2 separate regions of the Mus musculus genome follow, and region 1 is linked to region 2. A link is a loop called in an ENCODE intact Hi-C map of the cell type or tissue named here. Cell type or tissue: left cerebral cortex. All regions are shown on one strand.

Region 1 (8,000 bases), 350 kb before region 2:
ATAAAAGTAGAAATGTAAATCATAAAATCATCTAGTGTTCTTTTCACAATTCCACATAAGAAGGAATGTGTGGTTCTGAAGTCTCTGCAGACTACACAGCTCAAGCCAGCTGAATGCTCGCTCTCGCTCTCGCGCGTGCTCTCCCTCTCTCTCTCTTGCTCTCTCTCTCTCTCTCTCTCTCTTAACCCCTTTGTAGCAGTCTGGCTACACAGCCCGAAGCAGGCTTGAACTCAAGCTCCTCGGGCCTCAGCCACAGTTTGCACCACTGCCCACGGCAAGATTTCTCATTTCCAAGTTCTACAGTCTCCGCTCAGGAGACGTTCATGTGATCAATAAGGAACTACACTTCACACTTCAACTCGGTGAGCTCTGTCTAAAAAGCCCAAGAGACAGACTCTTGTTTTATACCACAGAGGCTAGTCTAGTACTCAGAAACAACCCCTCCACATACATCTGTGACAGGTGATACAACAAAACTTATGATAGACATCATAATTTAGTAGATAAATAGATGAAGGCTAATTAAAAGTCTTTTAGGAATAAAATATCTCAGCCCTTTGTATATCAAACCTGAATCTGAAAGGTAAAGTAAAATAAAGTCCACTGTTTTCAAGTATACAAACTCTGCCCTAGAGTAAAAAACTGAATGTCCTGTTCAAGCCAAGGCTCTGTCGGTGAGGCTGTCAGTGAGGATGGTGCTAGCATATGGATCCTCCATGCTGAGGCTCACTCCTGCCGGCTCCTACAACAAAGCACCAAAAGCCATCCTAGGTCAGTCGGTCTGTCCAGCCTCAGTTACACATGTGGAGACAATAATTCAAGAAACAAATTATAGAAACATTTAAATAAAACTTACATGTAAAAATGACAACCCATTTTAAACTCAACCAGCAAGAGAAATACAGAAATATCCTTTCATTTAGTAAGTATGACACACAGGCTTTCTAGTGTTATCTGAGCCAACATTCATCTGGTGACTGCCCTTAAAGGACCTCTCTGTTTACACATCTCAAGTGGGGTCACGCTCTTGAGGAAAGAAATTGAGTTTCTTTCTGGACTCAAATCACAGTAGTCTATACACCGTTTGACTCAAAAGGATCCCTAAAAGCAAAATTCCTTACTGTGTTGAATATGTTGCTTTGTAATATGGTTAGCCAGAGAACCGGTGAGATCAGGGCCCGGCTTTATGATCCTGGGAAATCCATTCCCTGGAGCCACCATATTCCTTTGCCTCTTTTTTCTAATATTGGTTTAAAACGTAAGTTCTAGGGGCTTGGGGGATGGTTAAGCTTGTAAAGTGCCTTCTACCTTAGCTTCATCTGCAGAACACTCATTAAAAAAGTTGGGTGTAATAATAGTGTGCTTATAATCCCAGCTCTAAGAAACGTGGAGAGGGATGGACCAGAGACTCCCAGCCAGTCAGCCTAGCTTTACGAGGCAAGTCCCAGGCTAGTAGGATTTTGTCTCAAACAAACAAACAAAAACCGTGTGTGTGTGTGTGTGTGTGTGTGTGTGTGTGTGTGTGTGTGTGTATAATGATGCCTTGAAGAATACATGCACGTTGCCCTTACACCTGCATACACACACGTAGCCCCCTCCCGACATATACAATAAAAATGAAAGTTCTAACCATTCTTGTAAGTTTTTCAAAACATGTTAAAAAACAATCTGATTCAATTTTAATCTTGCTATTTTGGAAGTCTTATTCAGGATAGCCAAATTCAAAATTAGAAGCATCAATTACTCTCAATTAAATTAATCTACAAATTATTTTATCTATAAATTTATCTATAGATTATTTTAATTCTAATAAAAATGTTGGTAGGACTTTCTTTTAATTGACAAATGTATATGGGTATTCTGCCTCTATGTATGTATGTAAGGATACAAAATGCACACCTCGTACCTGCACAGGCTAAAGAGGGTATCACACCCCAGGAACTAGACTTGCAGATGGCCATGAGCCATCATGTGAGTGCTAGTCATGGATCGCAGGCCCCCCGGAAGATCACCCAGAGCTCTTAACCACAGAGCAATCTCTATACCCTCTCTTTTGTTTAGACAGAAGGTTTTACTATGTAGCCCTGGCTAGTTTGGAACTCCCTATATAGATCAGGCTAGCCTCAAACTCAAAAGATTTTCCAGTCTCAGCCTCTAAAATGCCAGGATTAAAGTTATGCACTATCACACCAGGCTCAAAATAACTTCATAATTAATCTTTAAAGAATACCGAAGAGAGGGCCAGCAGGACGGTTCATGGCGTACAGGGTTCTTGCTACCAATCCTGATGACCTGAGTTTTATCCCTGGAACCTAAGGTAGGAGAGTACTGACTCCTCAGTTACCCTCTGACTTCTACATTTACATGACATACATGGGTACCCCAATAAATAAATGAGTGAATAAATTAATTATAAAGGGGCAGATATAGGGATGTAGCTCAGTTGGTAGAGGGCCTGCTGGCATGCACACAGCCCCAACTTTGATCCCAAGCACTGCATGAAACCAGTGTGGTAATGCATGCCTATAATCTCACACTTGGGAGGTGGGATCAGAGGATCAAAAGTTCAAGGTCATCTTCAGCTATCTAGGGAATTTGAGGCTAGCCTGGTATACATAAGACACAGTTTCAAAAAGGAATTTGGGGGAAAAAAGAAAAAGAAACCCTACAAATATTACCAAAACATAGGTCAGTAATTCTCTAATGAACCATAACCAACCAAGAAGAAAAAGACTTTCCTATTTAGCATGCCATAAAAGTCCCAAGATACTTTTATGTCAGAAGACAGAAAAGTACACAGAGGCTAAGAATACAGACGTTAGTCACTGGAATATGGCCAAATGCCAGTGTTTGTGATTAGCATTTCCCAACACAAAGAAATAAAGAAACTGAGGGAGAGGAGACAAAATATTTGACAAAGGTCTTGTATTTTCCATATTAAATTTAAATTAAAAAAGTTCTAAAAAAGGGCTGGAGGTACACCTTATCAGGCAAGTCCAAAGCCCTAGGCTCTACTTGGGCCCACTACAATTAAAAAACAAAAAGAAAGCATTACTATGACCTGGTGTTTGAATGAGAATGGCCCCACAGGCTCATGTGTTCCTTTACTTGGTCCCCTGCCTCTGGAAAGGAGGCCCAGTCCTTCTCCCTTCCTTCCTCTCATTGTGGATAAACTGTGAGCTCTCAGCTACTGCTCCAGGGCATGCCTGCCTGCTGCCACGCTCCCTACCATGAGGATCATGGACTCTTAAGCGCCAATAAATATTTCCTTTTAAGTTGCTTTGGTCATGGTGTTTTGTTATGGCATCAGAAAAGTTAACTAAGAATTAGTAAGAAAAAGCAGTTGAGCTGAGAAGCAGCTGCAAGAAGACCAGGACCTCACCACATGCTACACAATACGACGAGACTACAGAAACCACTGAAGACATAGACATGAATTGAGCAACTCAAAAGAAAATTTAAAAAACTTGGTCATAAAAATTTATCTACCAAGTGATCCAGAAAGAACTTCATACATTAAAAGAACAGTTTACCAAACAGCATTTGTGTGATATCCCCCATTCTTGAGAATGTATGCATCAAAAACTTGAAATGGTATCTCGAAGTGGGGGCCTGTGGTTTTTATGTACACGACAGTACTTTCCTGCCTTCCACTTTGTTCCATTCACTGGTAACATTGTGCGCTTATATCTGTAGCCACATACCTAGTAATGCTGTGTCCTCCCCTGCATCTTCTTTAAGACAGGGGCGGTGTGGCCCAGACTCGCTCGAGGAAGATGATGGAAGGTTGCTTTCACTCCTCTCCTCATCTTGGGATGTCACACTCAGATTCCCAACAGAAACCCTTCCTGGGGCAGCTTCTGGGGTGGGTAGCTCCTGCGTATCCTCAGGGTCCCCCTTGAGAGGCAGACAAAAGACAATGGCTTTCTCAGTGACATGACCAGTACGGGGTCATTTTGCTAGTAAATTCACTTGAGATATCTTTGGCTCTCTACAGGGAACGGGGTGGGAGGCACACCATCTCCTGTATCCAGTCAGAAAGACCTATTAAGTTTGTTTTGTTTTCCTCTAAAGAGTTTCCCTACTTGATGGAAGTTGTATCTCGCCCTTTAAATGATTTAAACAAAGAGGCTACTTCCTGAAACTGTCTTCTTGCGGAGTCTGTACAGCGTCACTGCTGCTCCCGCAGCCCCAGCAGCAGCCCTGGGCCATTTTACAGCATAGCACCAGGGTGTCAGAGACAAAGAGGCTCTAAATAGATGAAGGCTTCATTTATCTGTTTTAAAAATCTGTTCTGTGTCCTTTCTCCACTGTGGTTTGTCTCCAACTCCCCTCCCACCTCCTTCTCTTTGTTGCATTGAAGGAAGATAATGAAAGCATGGCCAGAGACTCCTTTAGTCATACTCCATTAAGCCCCAACACCAGTGGGTGGGTGTCTCAGACATTCTTTCTGGTTAACCTAAGAGCCACAGATGCACGTGGGTAGATGAAACTGCTGGGAAGTGACTAAGGGTTTGTAGGCTGTGAGCGTGGGTTCACAGGCACTCAGACATCTCTGCTCTGTCCTAGGAGCATTTTAAAACCACTCCCTCTTCCCTCACCAGTAACTAGACATCCTAGACACATCAAGCAAAATTCCTGTTGAAATGTTACAATACCAACTCCTGTTTAGCCTCATCCCAATCTGTTTCTCAACAAAGCTGCCAAACCTAGCTCTCCACCAAGCTCCACCCGAGTTCACATCCCCGTGCACACACCATCCACCTACTACGCACTGAGGTGACAGTCCCTCAGCAGTCCCACTAAAATACAGTCCTCCATTTCTCCATGTCTAGCAGGCAGCATAAACACTTTCTTTTCTGACCCAGATGGCATCTACCAAGTTCCCTTGCTGTGCTGTATCTCCGGATATGCACTGGCCCCGGTTGGCCTGAAAGTGAAATCCCCAAGAATCCTTGCTCTAGCAAAGGGACTATACCGTAATTATCTCTATACTATACCGTAATTATCTCCGAGCCAAGTTCAATTTAACATCTTAGACAGCATTTGTCTGATCAGTTTTTGCTCAATGAATGTAGTGGATATGGTTGCAAACCAAAGGACTGCGTTGAAGTCTTAAGAGTCACTGAGAACTCTACTGGTAATAGGGAAATGGGCCCTCCTCTAGAAACTGAGACACTAAAAGCAAGACACACCCCTAGTGCTGAAGTTATAATAGCTTCCTATCCTTCACAAAGTACGCCACATACGCACGCATTCTCTGTATTCTAGTAAGAAAAGAATTCAACCTCATATAAAATGAAGACTCATCTCTTATATATGAAATAAGTGGGCCTATACTCTCTGAACAAAATGTATGAGAATGCGAGTCTCTGCTTAGCTAAGAACAGAAATTGGTCTCACATAAATGTCAAGAGTGGAAAAGCTGGTTTAGAATCACTCAAAAAAGACAACTGAGCATAAGCTTACAGTGCATTTAAGGAAGGGAATTAGATTCTGTCAAGGAAACAATTCATCAAGCTCTGTGTTTTCTCATTTAAAATTCTGAACCATGAAGACTCAACCTCTTGTTGAACTGCAGCTTGTACATAGAGGGCATGAACCAGGCCCATGAGGGAGGTATGCTATCTCAGGCTAAAGGGACAGATAATGAAAAGCTGTCAATAAAGGAAGTTTAGGAGTTCTATAAGGAAGACACATTTCAGGACAAAGCAGGATGAGGCTGTAGTACAGCCGTCCTTGGATGAAACAGTTTCTCCCTGAAGGGCCACACCAAGCTAAAGGGCGACTGTCACACCTGCATCCCATGAAGCCAGCCCTGTTCCAGGCATAGCTCCTAGAGACACCATTATAGATGCATACATGGCTATAACAGTTTTAAGTTGTATACAATGTTCATCCAGTTTATGTGATAGGGAGATTGAGTCCAGGACTTTGGCGCAAGGCCTTCAAGCACCCTGAGCTGTATTCTCAGTCCTTCAAATATTGTTAGCTAAAATAAGTTATAATTTTATCAATAGTATTTTGAGGCATAATAGAGTACATGCAAGTCTAAAAAAAAAAAAAAAACTGTGGAGCCCATAAAAAGTGAGAGCAGATAATCAGAATCTATTGGGTATAGTATGTGTAAAATGTGTCTCTGAAGCCAGAAGATATAGGTGGCACCTCTATTTACTTCATACATTCTATGATTCAATTTACATAAAACCAAACATGCAAGCATCTGCACTCATGCACAAACCCATGCATGCATAAGCACACACACACACAGAGGATGCTACCATATGCAGAGCTATACTTCGGAATTACAGATTGGGGAAGATGTTCATAGGCTATATAGTATTCTGTCATAAACTCAGTTCACGGATTTATGTGGACTATTCTACATATTCATTTTAAATACTGAAAACTTCTTTAAGTAACAGTAAGGATATCAGAAGGAATATTTCATCTGTTCACCTTGCCTCTGGGTCAGTAATAAAAGTGAGATACTCAGGAAGAACTGGGGTAGAGATTGAATATAAACAAAAACGTAACAAACCCAATATCCCAGGGCTTTGATGACATCAAGTTTACACATTGGACACGTTCGGTGATCCAAAAGCCATGGGTCAATGCATATTCTATGAAAAATATGCCTAAAAAAATTAAGTATGTATTAATGTCTTAAAATAAATGTTTGCATATCTTATAAAGGAAATAACGCATTTTACCAACACACCCTGTATAAAGTGAGCCAACCACACATTAACATGAAGTCCACCTACTTGTCTAAGTTATTTTCCAGTCTATTTCCCACTTAAGATTTGGACTTAGTGATGCTTTTTTTTTTCTTTTAAAGTGAAAGCTCTTCATTAAACAAAAATATGGTAGATCTATTTCCACCACATACTAAATCGTGTGTGTGTGTGTGTGTGTGTGTGTGCGCGCGCGCGTGTGTGCGCGCATGTGTGTGTATGAGCGTTAGTCTATGGTTTTGAGATTAGGGTCTTGCTATGTTACCCAATTGGCCTCGAATGTGCTATGTGGTCCAGGATTGCCTTGAACTCAGACTCCTTGTACCTATGCTTCCCAAGTGCTGGGATTCTGTTAAGCGCTACAATGCCCAATCATTTTCATGTGCTTCAGTAGAATACTTATTCTAAACCATTTAGGCTAACAAAGCCCACAAATAAGGTACCAGTAATAAACTAATCCCAAGTTGATAATATCTTCTTCAAGTCTATAAAGTGACTCAAGTGGAAATATATATTAATCATCTGAGTGGCAGAAAAAATGGTTATTTCCATTTACACATTTTATAAGCCTACTCTTGAATAAACATCTGTGCTACCAGAAAGGCGCACGCACACACTTTCTTTCCTTGTTGGTTTATCTTGGTTTCCTGCCCCTCTTACATGTGTGAACTACAGGTTTTGAAACCAGACAGACAGAGCTCAAACCCCAGCTGTGTGACTAGACAGCATGACCACAAGGAGCTGTATGTCTCCTACTCTCTACACCTACACCATCAGCTGTTCAGTGTCTACATATACTACTCATTATAATTACTCTGCTGAAGGTTTTCTTTAAACAAAAATCTGCCAGTACCATTAAAAATAGTAATTCTTAAAAAAAAAAATAGTAGTTCTTAATTGTGAAACACTCTAGTTCAGTTTGTCATTCAACCACAAATTAAAACTCACTGACCGAGAAGAAATTGTCCAAAAACAAGGAAGAAACTTCAGTTTTGTTGGGGATGTTTTAACATGTTGCTTAGGAGAAAAGTGGACAAAATAACAACCCCAATGAGGAGAGCAAGTAATGTGCACAGCTAACACATCTGCACAGGTCCAGCATGAGCTCAGTGCAGCTGTCAGCACCCCCCCTCTCTTCTGTGCACTCTTGAGCATCACTCTGAAACCTGTTCTAAAACCAGCCTAAAACTCTTCCAATGCTCGTGTGCAGAACATGATCAACCTATACTGACCTCAGTTCACTAAATGCCCTCGTGCTGATCG
Region 2 (8,000 bases):
GACCTAAAATGCCAGGTTGATATTTATTTTCCAATTCACCTCTTTCATGTTTGTGGTCTCAATCAGATACTATTTTAGTAACTTTCCTATTGCTGTGACAAAACACCATAAACGAAGCAGCTTGTAGAAGAAGGGTTTACGTGGGGCCTACAGTTCTCAGAGGGGTCGACCTCCATCACCACCATGGCAGGGAGCAGGGCAGGAGGAGGCGGGAAGCAACAGCTCAGAGCTCACATCCTGACCCACTCGCAGGAGGCAGAGAAGCACTGAGAATGGTTTGAGTCTTCTGAAGCCTCAAGCCCACGCCCAGTGACACACCTCTTCCAACAAAGTCACGCCTGCTAATTCTTCCCAAATAGTTCCATCAGCTGGGACCAAGTATTCAAACAGGGCTTGTCCCCAGCCCCGTTCGTATGCTGAAGCTCTGTCTATTCCCTCTCCTCAGGTCTGCAAGGGGAGGTAGGGTGCTTGGGAAAGTACCACAGTTCCACTAAATTGAGCTGAGGAGATGGCTTAGTGGTTAGGGTCACTTGGCTGAGGATCTGGGCTTGGTTCCCCAAATCCACATCAGATGGGTCACAAATGCCTGTTAATTTCAGTTCCAGGGGCCCTGATGGCCTCTCTGGTCTCTTCACACATGCACAGGCAAGCAGGCAAACACACACACACACACACACACACACACACACAAATAAAACAAACAACAAGGGCAGATCCCAGAAGGCCAGGGCACCTCAGAGCACATTCTTTTCTTATTCAGGCACCCAGATGGATGTCTTCCAGACAGGAAGAGCCCTTATTCAAAACCAGGTAGTCTAAAACCTTCATCTTGGACACACAGAGACTCTGAAGTACAAGAAAGTAGTCTATCTGCAGGGGATAGTTGCCAAGATCCTCAATGGATGTGTGAAAATGGAGATGGTAGCTAAACACCCACAATGACACAATAGGCAGAGACTCATTTGTATGTGTAATATATATGTATCAACTTCCTATACATACCCGATAACATTTAACTCATAATGTAGGCACAGTGATTTACTAAAAACAATAAAGTAAAACAATTATAACAAGATGCTGTAATAGGTTGTTTAGAACTTGTAAAATTTATCCCGAACTTTTCATTTAACGCTTTTCAGACTAACGTTGGTCTCAGGTAAAGGATACCACAGAAAGGAGAAATATAACAGAGGGCTGCCATACTAAAGTTACCCAGTTCAAGATATTTTGCTATGATTATGTGAACGAATACATGTACATTTTCAGCAAGAGTTTACCCACAGAGCTCATTTCAAGTGGGGCAGATGTGAGACTGTTCGTTCCATTTACTTTGGCTTTGGGTTCAAAAGCAAACATTGGGTCACCGTTATCCAGCAAACCCCATCTTTTCCTCTGCTCCCAGCAATATGCTAGCAAGTGTAAAGAGAGGTCTGAGCCACAGGTAGAGGGGTTACCCGTTGACTCTATGGCACTTTCTGGAATTCCTTCAGGTGTCATGTCTTTGGAGAATCTACCATCCCGTGACCTAGTCACAGTCCTCACTGCTCCTGCCTGAGCCCTGGCTTCTTGTCTTTCTTATCTCTTGCCTTTATCTGGTATACTGGAGAGGAAATAGGCTGAGAGGTTAGGCAGCCGGAGCAAGGTTGCACAACTGATAAATAATAGAGCCAGGGTTCAAACCCAGTTCAGCTTTGCTCTAAATCCAGGAGACTTTCAGAGAACACCTGCTTAGTGTTCTTTCTGTCTGGCTGGAATTACAATATAATATTATGCGTATTTACAAACTGCCCTTTGGACATTAGCTTTAAGTTCTCTGAGGACAAATTGTGATGCTCTTTCAGATATCCTGGGCGCTGGCTTGCCCTTTCAATAATAGATACTGCCTTGAAAATGGAAAACAATGGCTTCAGTACGGATCCTGCTCACTGCATCTTAGGATAGGGGTTGGGGGGGGCGGGGCTTGGAGAAATCCGAGATAGTAGGATGTAATGGCTGTAATGGCTCTGAACTGATGGGAAAGGATTCATATAGATAAGAAGGAAGTGGTATGAGGTAGGCCTCCATGTCATAGGTCTGATGTTAACCTGTGGAAAGACTGGGATTAGGGACTGGGAGTGGGGGTGGGTTGGGGAGGGGGGCGGTGCCGAGAGACTGCCGTATTTGTATAGCCATCAGCTGTGCACAGTGGGCGAGGTAATTCTTCAGATTTTATTTCCTAATGTATAAAGCAGCAAAATTAAGAGTACCACTCAAGGTTCACGTGAAGAACAGTAAGATAAGATATATGAAATGGGCTGCACACATCACTGTATTATCAATAAATAATAACAAAGCCAAACCAGACAAGCGCTAACAAATTCACCAACATTTTTGTTCCTGTGCGTTTCCTAAGGAACAGATATTGGGAGTTCCGAATATAATTTCACTCTACAATGGAGTCTCATGTCAAACATCTTAGAACGTAACCCAAGCAGAAGAGCGCTGGACATTCTCTGGGGGCAGCGACTTGAACTCTGGGTATAGGCCGAAGTGGAGAGTATGCTCGCTCCTCTCTAGGCTAGGGTCTTTAGGGTTTGAGTACAACAATTGCAGTATTGGGGGTTTTCTACTCCGAGGCTATAAGGTGTGTACTGCTTAAATCAGAACAGTGTGGAGTGTGTGGGGAGGGAGGTGCAGAACGTTATTGACAACTAGATGCCCATGAAACAGTGGATTTTGGGGGGCGCCATGTAACACCAAGCTTAGCTTCATCTCTTAACTTATCAGGCCCATTCTAGGCCTTCTACATGTGGGAGTCAAGCAATTTTACAGCGATCTTGTACCTGGCCATTCTGGGATACTGTTGAGAACACCCGCTGTGAGGTAACAGGGAGTCACTAAACATGTTTTTGGCTGGTCCTGGGACGTGATAAAGAGGGACAGTAGTTGAACTGCCTAGCTGACTTGCTGTGGCATGCTGGAAGAAGCCTGTTTGGTGACCCGTGGTGATCTCCATCCAGGTACTGTCAGGGTTTTAGATCCCGAGCAGAGGGCTCGCCCGTCCGCCCTCCCTCCCATGGGCCAAACTGGCTCGGGGAACACAGCAGCGAGCAATCACAGCGACTGTTTTGGATTCTCCCGGACGGTCAAGTGATGCTCAGCGAATCCTCCAGCAGCAACCAAGCCACAAACTGAGACAGGAAAGGAGAAAGGAGAGGAACACCCCTTGGGGGGTAAAAAGGAAACGAGGGTCTACGGGACCGACCGGCCGTAGGCGGCGGAGGGGTCCGAGGCCCGACCCCGGCGCGTCCTGGCACACCCTCTCCCGGGCGAGCGGCGCGGGTGGGGTGTCCACGGGGCCGCCGGGGCGCTCCGAGTCTTTCATTCATTGTTAGCGGAGGCTGGGGTGTTCCGCCGCGCCCCGCACTTCCTCCGGGAAGGCCCCGAGGGCTCCCGGCCCCACCCCGGGCCGGGCCACCATCCGCGGAGGGCCGGCCGCCCGGCCATTGTTCGAGCCCCACCCCTGCTGAATATTCACGCGGGCGGGCGGCGAGCGAGCGAGGGCGAGGGCCGGGTTCCGCCCGCTCTCCCGGCGGAGGGGGCGGGGGAGTCGCTCGCCCCTCCTCAGCGGCGCCGGTCGGTGCCCCGCGTCCCCGCCCCCGCCCCCGCCTCCCGCGGCATCTTTGTCTCGCGGCCTCGCGCTCGCTCGCTCGCCGCGCTCTCCGGCCCCAGCTCCGGGCCGCTCGTGCAGGCGCGCGCGCGCGGGGCGCCGGGGCCTGAGGCGGCGGGCGACGCCCGGGGGGCGGGTGGGGGCCGAGGGAGGACCGCCAAGCCATGGTGTGAGCTCCGCGGCCAGCGCTCTCCGCGCCGCGCTCCGCTCCGACCGGACGACAAGCCGCCCGGGCGGCGGCGGCCTGCCCGTGCGGCCCGAGCCCCGGCGCCGCCGAGCCCCTGCCCGTCTCTCGCTCTCTCGCCCGCTCCCGGAGCGGCGACCCGGGGAAGATGGCGAACGACTCTCCCGCGAAGAGCCTGGTGGACATTGACCTGTCGTCCCTGCGGGTGAGTGCGGCCGCGCCCTGCGCGCCGCGGTGGACACGGACACCCGCGGGCGCGGCGGCCCCTTTGTCTGCCGGGCGAGCGGGCGGGCGGGTGCCACGGCGCTCCCGGGGACCCGGCGGGGCGAGCCTTTGTCACCGCCCTGCATCCCTCCCTCCGCCCTCTCGCCCTCCTCGGTTGGGGTCCCTCTTTTGAGTTGATAACCTCCCCCTCCTCTCTCTCCAGGACCCTGCTGGGATTTTTGAGCTGGTGGAAGTGGTTGGAAATGGCACCTATGGACAAGTCTATAAGGTCGGTGTGGGGCGCCTTTGTTCCCCGTGGCGTGGAGAAACTTCTTAGGGGACGAGGGAAAGGGTGACGAAACGCTGCTGACTGCAGGCCGTGCCGCCTGGCCAAAGTTGGGAAAGGGGGTTTCGCCTGGCTTTTCTTTTTTTTTCTTTTTCTTTTTTGTTTTTTTGCCTGTGTTCAGACTGGCCTTAAAAGACCTCATTTCCTGGCTTTGAGATAAAGGAAATAAGCTACACTGTTAGGCATGCACTTGGCTTTAGCAAAATAGAAAAGGAATTTTGTGTTCGAGGGTGACCACAGGGTCTCCCCCCAAACCCCCTTTCCTCCAAATCTGGCCTTCATGCGTTTGCGTTTGTCCGTGAATTAAAATTCGGTGTAGACAGGCCTTGCCTATGACTCCACTCAGCCACTGCCTTGGTATTCTTGAGACATGTCATCGTGCTTCTGCCTTCGGAGTGCTTGCCGTAGGCTCCAACTTGGGGAGGCTAGCGTTACCTGGTACTGATTTTAAAGCTTGGCCAGCATACCCTGTTCTAGTGGACAGTATCTTGGGGAAGCGGGCGGGGGAGTGTGCTTTTGGGCCACGGGAACAGGAGGAATTACAGTGTGGGGATTATAAAATGTGAATTCCAGGAATAACCTTTGTGACAGCTGTGTAATTGAGATGGCTGGGAGGAGAGAGAGCAAGGAGTAGAGAGGATGCCAGACTTCACACCCGCCACCCCTGGTCGTTCTCTCTCTTTAAATTTATCCTCCTCCCTGGGCTGCAGATGAAGCTGAGGAATCTGTTGGCCTGTGTCGCCGCGGAGCTGGCACCTAAGGCTGTGAACTGTTGTTCATTCTGTTTCGCTCGCTCGGTCTAGAAGGCGGCTCAGGCTCCGAAGTGTAAAAAAAAAAAAAACACAAACAAAACAAAGCAAAAACCTTTACGTTCGTTCGGTTTCCTGATTTCCTTCTTGTTGGTAAACGGTTTTCTGGAATTATCTTTGCTTGGGGAGTTTTCTAGTTACTGGGACTGGGTCAAGGTTGAGCTACACACACAGAGAAAAATTATCTTATGAAGGAGGGCTTTGTGGCTCACCATGAAGAATTGTCATTGTTTCCCTAAAAATGGGGGTGGTGGTTGAAGCTGACTGTAGACATTTTCTGAGGCCAAATTAAGTGTGGATTCTTTTGTCCCTTTTCAGCCTTGTGAATAGGGTTTATGTGCTCAAGATTGCTTCTCCGGGGCTCCAGCTTCCCCCTCTCCCCAGCACGGGGCCTGGAAGGTGGTATTGACAGGCCTGCCTGTGGTCAGAGCCTGAGTCAGTACTCTTAGGTGATCTCAAGTGAATTAGCATGTTTTGTTGGTTAACTGTTGGGGCCTGGGCCAGATTTTTGAATTTGAAAGGGAGCCCTGTTAACAGCCTGCTGGGCCCAACTGAATTTGGAAGGCTTTGGAAAATTTTGGAAAAGACTGTGTTGCAACTCACTGGAGTGGCTGGCTGGTAACTGGCTTAAAGACACTCTTCCCAGCTCCAGAGTTTGTTTAAGCACGGATTGGTTTTTTTCTAACCTAGTTTTTCTGGCCAGATCTAAGTTGTGAGTAGACTCTTCCAAGTGAGTTAGCCAGAGCTTGTTTTTGACCTGATTACACAGTAGTTGGATTGTTTGTGTTTCCCTGGGTCAGCGTGGAAACTGCGGGTAGAGAACTAAGCCAGAAAGCAGTAGTGCCTTTTAAAAGGCCAGCGTGGGTTTAGTTGGTTTTAAAAGGTGGACACTTTGTGGTGTTAATCTGGGCAAGTTCTTTGTCCTCTACCTCTCCTCTTTTAACCGCCCCCCACCCCGCCCCCAGGCTTTTGAAGTAGATTTGCTAAACACTGCTTTTGGGGAGTAACGGGGATGTGTTAACTATACCCAGTGCAGTTGAAAAATATTGAGTTCAAATCTCTTAAGACATTGATGTAAAAGGTGCGTGTAACCCATACATAGTAGTGTAGTGCTTGGTTTTACTTACAGGTAGGTAGTCAGTCTCTCTCTCTCTCTCTCTCTCTCTCAGTCTCTCTCTCTCTCAGTCTCTCTCTCTCTCTCTCTCCCTCTCACACACACACACACACACACACACACACACCCTATCTTTAGGGACATTTTTAAGCATGCACACAGAGTTTTTATAGCGCAGTTAATAGCCCACCATTGGTTTTTTGGTGTACATATTCTTACTTTCTTATGTCTTGAACTTAGATAACAGTTTATTGATAAGCACTCCAGGTTTGTTTTTCTTCTTTTTAAACATTGTCCCGATGTCATTCCACACTTAAAACACATCAGATTCCCTTTAGTATGTCCTGCCTGTTTCAGTACATGCTACTAAGCTTGTGAACTGGTACAGGGAGAGCTAGAAATGGCATCTGTTTCCCTTCCCTTTTAAACACACAGTTTCTGGATCCCATACTGTTGTGCGGGTTGGTTTAGGTTCCATTTTTATTGGTTGGCATGGCGTGGTTTTGAGTTAGGATATTAATAGGTGAATTTATTAACAGCTATAAAGACAAATTTTAAGAAAAGCATTTTCGGGGACAACATTAACTGAACAACCTAGAGTCCTCAATTATTTCAGCATACACACACACACATACATACACACACACACACACACATATACACACACACACATACATATACACACAAACGCACACATACATACACACACATGCATATACACACAAACGCACACATACATACACACACATACATATACACACAAACGCACACATACACACACATGCATGTATACATACATACATACATACATACACACACATGCATATACACACAAACGCACACATACATACACACACATGCATATATACATACATACACACACATACATATACACACAAACGCACACATACATACACACATGCATATATACATACATACATACATATACACATGCATGTGGTATGTGTACCCCCATATATGGGTCCATACGTGGGCGTGTGCACATGAATATGGAGCCCTAAGTTTGATGTCAGGTGTCTTCCATGACTGCTTTCTCCCTGTGAATTGTGGAAAGATCTCTCACTGAAAACCAGGACCTCCCAGTTCAGCTAGTCTGGCTCTAGGCCCCCTGTATCTGCCTCCTGTATGCTGGGATTGCTGAGGGTCACCATGTCCACCTGGGTAGTGGGACTCTGAATTCCGCAAGTGCTCTGCCTCCTGAGATGCCCTCCCAGCCCCTATGCTTGGTTGAATAGAGAGGCAGGTTGCTTATTTAGAGGGGTGTGTTTAAATAACATGCAGAGACCGGAAGTGAAAGTGAGGTTTCTACAAAGATGACTTTTTGAGGCTATGTTCTGGTTTTTGAAATATTTTTAACACAAGCGGGCTGGTGAGGTTGAATCCTATCTGCCATTTTTTTTCTTTCAAAGAGGAGTTAAGTTGCTAGGGAGATGGCCCAGCAGCTGAGAATGCCTGCTGTGCAGTCATGAGGACATGAGTTCAAATCCCCAGCACTCACTTACAAAGCTGGAAATGTCTGTGCCAGTAATGTAGCACTGTGAGGAGGTTGGAGTCAGGAGGACCCCTGGGACTTGCCCTCCAGTCTAGCTCCAGATTCAGGGAGCGAATCATTTGAGGGAATAAGGAGTGTGTGAGTGTGTGAGTGTGTGTGTGTGTGTGTGTGTGTGTGTGTA

The links. Peaks named below come from ENCODE experiments on the same cell type or tissue, not always from the same donor. Only the 100,000 strongest peaks of a DNase experiment are listed, where the experiment ranks them.
Region 1: it touches region 2 in a loop (3-fold over the local background); 2 of 42 quality-filtered maps call a loop at or near these places.

What each region holds. Positions count from the first base shown.
Region 1 is chr1:39,551,774-39,559,773 of GRCm38, forward strand. It overlaps Rnf149 (ring finger protein 149), which reads right to left. Exons shown (of 7, transcript NM_001033135.3): 5 at 6,542-6,638; 6 at 3,705-3,897; 7 at 1-742. The coding sequence ends at 699. Among named protein-coding and RNA genes, the nearest start is that of Snord89, 6.9 kb to the left of the region's middle. In left cerebral cortex, no CTCF peak of the experiment used is centred here; DNase peaks (open chromatin) are centred at 3,837, 4,457 and 7,445; H3K27ac peaks cover 1,355 bases.
Region 2 is chr1:39,897,249-39,905,248 of GRCm38, forward strand. It overlaps Map4k4 (mitogen-activated protein kinase kinase kinase kinase 4), which reads left to right and starts at 3,665. Exons shown (of 32, transcript NM_001252200.1): 1 at 3,665-4,038; 2 at 4,261-4,326. The coding sequence starts at 3,982. In left cerebral cortex, no CTCF peak of the experiment used is centred here; DNase peaks (open chromatin) are centred at 3,138, 3,432, 4,337, 4,965 and 1 more place; H3K4me3 peaks cover 3,390 bases; H3K27ac peaks cover 3,468 bases.